2 separate regions of the Homo sapiens genome follow, and region 2 is linked to region 1. The links are chromatin contacts, found by Hi-C or POLR2A ChIA-PET in ENCODE. All regions are on one chromosome and are shown on one strand. The core of a region is the stretch at or near the end of the contact, and the rest is flanking DNA. Distances in the headings are between cores, read along the strand shown.

Evidence for each region. A loop is a pair of places that touch in the nucleus more often than their neighbours do. ChIA-PET counts read pairs that join two places held with the same protein, here RNA polymerase II (POLR2A). Pooled maps may share reads with other maps.
Region 2: a pooled map shows a loop between it and region 1 (2.4-fold over the local background). The contact joins two enhancer-like sites. A Hi-C loop is called at or near these places in 2 of 50 pooled maps. POLR2A ChIA-PET finds 5 or more read pairs at or near these places in 5 of 52 experiments (OCI-LY7, SK-N-SH, WTC11 and 2 more).

The regions. Positions count from the first base shown.
Region 1 is chr4:82,988,440-82,991,251 of GRCh38, reverse strand. The region is part of intron 1 of LIN54 (lin-54 DREAM MuvB core complex component); the gene reads left to right. Among named protein-coding and RNA genes, the nearest start is that of LIN54, 21 kb to the left of the region's middle. RefSeq lists enhancers at 1,237-1,346, 1,397-1,446. Within about 2 kb of position 1,536, at least 4 of the 41 ENCODE cell types and tissues checked have a DNase peak (open chromatin) inside an H3K27ac peak, as active enhancers do.
Region 2 is chr4:83,215,705-83,218,557 of GRCh38, reverse strand. No RefSeq gene overlaps it. Among named protein-coding and RNA genes, the nearest start is that of COQ2, 68 kb to the left of the region's middle. RefSeq lists an enhancer at 1,481-1,550. Within about 2 kb of position 1,422, at least 14 of the 41 ENCODE cell types and tissues checked have a DNase peak (open chromatin) inside an H3K27ac peak, as active enhancers do.

The DNA.
Region 1 (2,812 bases), core at 287-2,786:
ACCTATATACTTAAAGTGCACAACATTGCTAACATAAATAAGATATAGTTATTTGGGAGACAATTTTCCATGGGTCTTTTTTTTTTTTTTTTTTTTTCTTAAGAGACAGGCTGTCACTGTGTTGCCCAGGCTGGAGTACAGTGGTGCACTGCAGCCTTGAACTTCTGGCCTCAAGCGATCCTCCCATCTCATCCTCCTGAATAGCTGGGACTACAGGTGCACGCCATTGCACCTGACTTCTTCATGGGTCCTTGCATTTCTGTACCTCTTACCAGTGAGGCAGTGACAGCCCTTTTGTTTTAAATGATCTTTTCAAGGATATGTGTATAGCAAACAGCCTGGGATGATATAGCATCTCCCTCTGTAGCAAAGGGCAGATTTGCTTATTGTCCAGTATAATAAAGATAATATCTCCCTCTGGGCAAAGAGCAGGTTTGCTTTGGCCCGTTATAAAAGATTTGGGTTCCCTGGCTGGGCGCGGTGGCTCACGCCTGTAATCCTAGCACTTTGGGAGGCGGAGGCGGGCGGATCACGAGGTCAGGAGATCGAGACCATCCTGGCTAACATGGTGAAACCCTGTCTCTACTAAAAATACAAAAAATTAGCCGGGCGTGGTGGCGGGCGCCCGTAGTCCCAGCTACTCAGGAGGCTGAGGCAGGAGAATGGCATGAACCTGGGAGGCGGAGCTTGCAATGAGCCGAGATCGCGCCACTGCACTCCAACCTGGGCGACCGAGTGAGACTCTGTCTCAGAAAAAAAAAAAAAGATTTGTGTTACCTAAGCTCAGGGTTCCTAAGTTATGATACAAACCTACTGCATATGTGGCATCTACCTGGACCCCCCTGTGTCTTCCCTGCGGGACTTGGGGGATATGGGGGAACTGATACACACATAATGCTCATGTTCCTTGCTGTACTGTGAGTCAAAAGTCCTTTTGTCTCTGACACATGACTACTGTGTCTTCTGCCGGTATCCATGGAAGATTACTAGGCTACTTTGTTAGCTTTCAAAGAGAGTTGAAAGTCTCAGACCCTCACAGTTCTTGATAGTTTTGGCCATGAGGATGGGGTGCTGACAGGCATGGCATTCTGAAGGAGGAAGGATGAGGGCCTCTTGGGCTAGGTTAGGAGATATGAAAATTCTCTCTGGCATCTGTTAGTGAATGGTCTCACCCAGGTGGTGGGCAAGGGCAGTGGGGATGGGGAGAATGAAAGTCCTCCACTGTTCTACCTGTTAATGAATAATTTAGAGGCTTAGTTGAGAGGTAGGATTGAAACATACCACCTGAATGGTGCTTTGGTTGTTGTACACTCAACTTCATGGCCCCTGCTCTGCTGAAAGGCAATGTGGCTATAGCTGCTGAGTTAAGGAGCCCTCAAAGCAGAACATATGGTGTCCACAATAAGGATATAGAGCTTTAGGTGGATTCAAAACCTTAGAAGTTTGGTTGAGCTGCAGGGGTTAATGCTTGAAAATGAAAGTAAATGCAAGCTTTGCTTACTGCTCTAAAGCCACAGTCTCCCTCTGTGGCCTGACCTCTCCCTCCTCCTACTCTTTAATTTCAGGTGCTTTAAAGAGAAAGATTAATAGGGGTTGGGCTGATGTCTGTGTGTCCTTATGGGGACCAAAGGCCATACCCCTATGTCTAAATATGCTGGAAGAACTTCAGGGAGAGGAAGGAGTCAAACTTTTATGGTTCTGTTGGATATAGGAACTAAATCATCATTCGTTGGGGGTAGTATCCAGATTCAACTCTTGGGGTTTGGGGAAGAAAGCTAGTGTGACATTGTGAGTGGAGCCCTTTGTTGTATATTGTTGTTGTGATTGTCATTGCTGATGTATATTTGATGTTGATACTTTTACATTCTTGTGCTGTGAATTCCCATAAGTGCCAGAGGGGATTCTTTGATCAGGAAGAGCGACATAAAGAAGTGCTAGTACTTTGGTGTCCCAAAACCCTAGTGAGTCCTTTAAGATGTTATAAGTGACTGATAACTTCACAGTATACATAATGAATTCATCCAATTCAATAAGACTGTAAACCTGGTATTTTTTTTTTTTCTTGAGAGAGAGTCTGGCTCTGTTGCCCAGGCTGGAGTGCAGTGACGTGATCTTGGCTCACTGCAAGCTCCGCCTCCCGGGTTCACGCCATTTTCCTGCCTCAGCCTCCTGAGTAGCTGGGACTACAGGCACCCACCACCGCGCCTGGCTAATTTTTTGTATTTTTAATAGAGATGGGGTTTCACCATGTTAGACAGGATGGTCTCGATCTCCTGACCTTGTGGTCTGCCTGCTTCGGCCTCCCAAAGTGCTGGGATTACAGGCATAAGACACCGCGCCCGGCCAAACCCAGTATTTTTAAAAGAAAAAAAAATTTAACAGGAACTTGTCAAAGGAAGATATACAGACAGACAATATGCACATGAAAAGAGGCTAGAGTCATTAATCATCTGGGAATTGCAAATTAAAAACACAATGAGATATCACTTCACATAGGCTAGAATGGCTGGAGTTGAAAAGACCAACAGAAGACTGACAATACCAATTGTTGGTGAGGCTGTGCAGCAGCTGGAACTCTCATACATTGCTGGAGGGTGTATAAAATGGTACAGCTAAGTTGGGAAATAGTTTAGCAGTTTCATGCAAAATTAAAAATAAACTTACCATGTGATTCACCTAGAAGGAATTGCCAGATCTTCTAGATATTTACTCAAAAGAAATGAAAAACGTATTTTCTGAAAAAACTTGAACCTAAGTATTTATAGCAGTTTATAGCAGAATTATTCATCATAGTTCCAAACTGGAAACAGTC
Region 2 (2,853 bases), core at 173-2,672, 230 kb before region 1:
ATGATAAATCCTTTTAGACTTCTAAATTTTATAGTGTGTATATATACTACCTAGTCCCAAAATATTATTCCTCAAATCTTACATAAGGTCTAGCTCAAACAAGTCCTTCTTGATTAAGCCTTTCCCGTTTTACCACTTAGAATTCACCACTAATAGAGGGGTAGTGCTCAAGCCTGGCTGCCAGTAGAAAAACCTGAGAGATTTTTAAAAAATGCCCAAACTCGGTGCCCTCCCCAGACCAGTGGACTGAGAATCGTGGAGGGGAGGAGGTCAATCTGGGTATTTTTCAAAGCTCCTCAAGTAATGTTAATATGTACTCGGGGTTGAGAACTTTTGCCCTGACCCTTTATGGAGCCCATATTTAAGCACTCACCCTATGAGTAAACTGAGTAATTGATTAAAAAGTAAAAAACACTTTCACACCTTTTATCTCATTTGGTCTCTATAATAACAACACGTAAACTGGGCTTCATTTTCCCACTGCACAGAGGAGGAAGTGGAGAGCTGAGCTGCTAGAAGTTACCAAGGTCCCTTTGAGAGCTTCAGTTCTGCACTTCTTGTATTTGATCATCTCCCCTGAGATTAACAGATTTTGCTCTCCCCACCCAGAGCCCAGTATCGCACCTTTCATTCAAGCAGTTCAACCTCAATAACCAAAACAGTGAAAAATGAGTAGCTCAGCAGAACACCAGGAAGTCACTCCCAGTGACAGAACCCCACAGGGTGGTTCAGCTTCCTCATAGGTTTCTCACATTACGGGTAACAGTTCATCTTCCTGTTTCTTTCACTTCTTGTTTACCCCTATCAAAACCACCTCAGTCGCATATTTGAAATGCATTTTCCCAAGCCCCAGATTAATCAGAATCCCCGCGGGTGTTGTTCAAGTATATCTTGTGTGTATGTGTGTATCTGTGGGAAAATATACATAAAATTCACCATCTTAGCCCATTTTGTGTGTGGTTTAAGCAACAAATATTTATTTTCTCACAGTTCTGGAGGTTGGAAGTCTGCAATCAGAGCATCAGCATGGTCAGGTGAGGGTCCTCTTCCCAGCTGGCGGGGGTCCACCATCTCAAGGTGTCCTCACTTGGCCTGTTTGGCCTTTGCAGAAGACAGGCAGATCTGGAGAATGAGAGATTACTACAGACTTAATCAGGTGGCGGCCTCAATTGTAACTGCTATTCCTGATGTGGATTCATTCTGGAGCAAATCAGCCCATCCCCTGGTGCCTAGCAGGCAGCTACTGGTAGGCGAAGGCTTTCTTCTCCATCCCTGCATCTTGTGGCTCACTAACATGCACGTGAGCCTGGTATGCCAGGAACACGTGCTGCGCCAGCGGCTGGGCTTCCAGCGAGGTACAGAGAGGGGACACACGCCTTTCAGGGGGAGAAAGGGGCAGGGAGGGCCTCTAGGGACACCACGTCAGGACCCTCCCACTGCACCCAGGCCTTGGAGTGGGCCACCCTGCCCAGGACCCATCTTAACCATTTTTAAGTGCACCATTCAGTGGCAGTAAGTACATTCACATGTTGTGCTATCATCACCATGGTCTATCTCCAGAACTTTTTAATCTTCCCATACAGAAACACCTATTAAAGAACTTCCTATTCCCCTCTCCCCCAGCCCCTGTTAACCACCATTCACTTTCTGTTTCTAGGAGTTTGACTACTTTATTAGATTGCTGCAAAAGTAATTGTGGTTTCCATATTTAAAAAAAAATGGCAAAAGCTGCAATTAATTTGTTTTTTTGGTTTTTTTTTTTTTTTTTGAGACGGAGTTTCACTCTTGTTGCCCAGGCTGGAGTGCAATGGCACAATCTCAGCTCACTGTAACCTCTGCCTCCTGAGTTCAAGCGATTCTCCCGCCTCAGCCTCCTGAGTAGCTAGGATTACAGGCATGCGCCACCACACCCAGCTAATTTTGTATTGTTAGTAGAGACGGGGTTTCTCCATGTTGGTCAGGCTGGTCTCGAACTCCTGACCTCAGGTGATCCGCCTGCCTCCACCTCCCAAAGTGCTGGGATTACAGGCATGAGCCACTGTACCCAGCCTGCCTATTTTTTAATCGAATTATTTATTTTTATGTGGTTGAGTTGTAGGAGTTCTTTATATATTCTGGATATTAACTCCTTATCAGATCTATGGTTTACAGATATTTGCTCCCATTCTGCAGGTTGCCTTTCCACTCTGTTGATTGTTTCCTTTCCTGCACAGAAGTTTTTGCAGTCCCACTTGCTATTTTTGCTTTTGTCACCTGTGCTTTTGTGTCATACACTAGACATCATTGCCAAATCCAATGTCATGAAGATTTCCTCCTATATTTTCTCCTAAGAGTTTTATAGCTTCAGGTCTTACATTTAGGTCTTTAATACATTTTCAGTTAATTTTTGTACAGTCAAGAGTCCAATTTCATTCTTTTGCAGGTGGATATCCGGTTTTCCCAATTCCATTTGTTGAGAAACTATCCTTTCCCCATTGTGTTGTCTTGACACTCTTGTCAAAGATCATTTGATGATATACATGAGAGTTTATTTCTGGGCTCCTTATTCTGTACCATTGGTCTATATGTCTGTCTTTATGTCAGTGACATTCTGTTTTAATTACCCTACCTCTGTAATGCTTTAAAATCAGGAAGTGTGAGGCTTCCAGCCTTGTTTTCCTTTCTCAAGATGTTTTGGCTATTTTTGAGATTCTATATGGATTTTAGTATTTTTTTTCTATTTCTATAAACAATGACATTGGAATCTTTGATAAGCATTGCATTGGATCTGTATATTGCTTTGTGTAGTATGGATATTTTAATGCTTCCAATCCCTGAACATGAGATGTCTTTCTGTTTGTGTCTTATTTAATT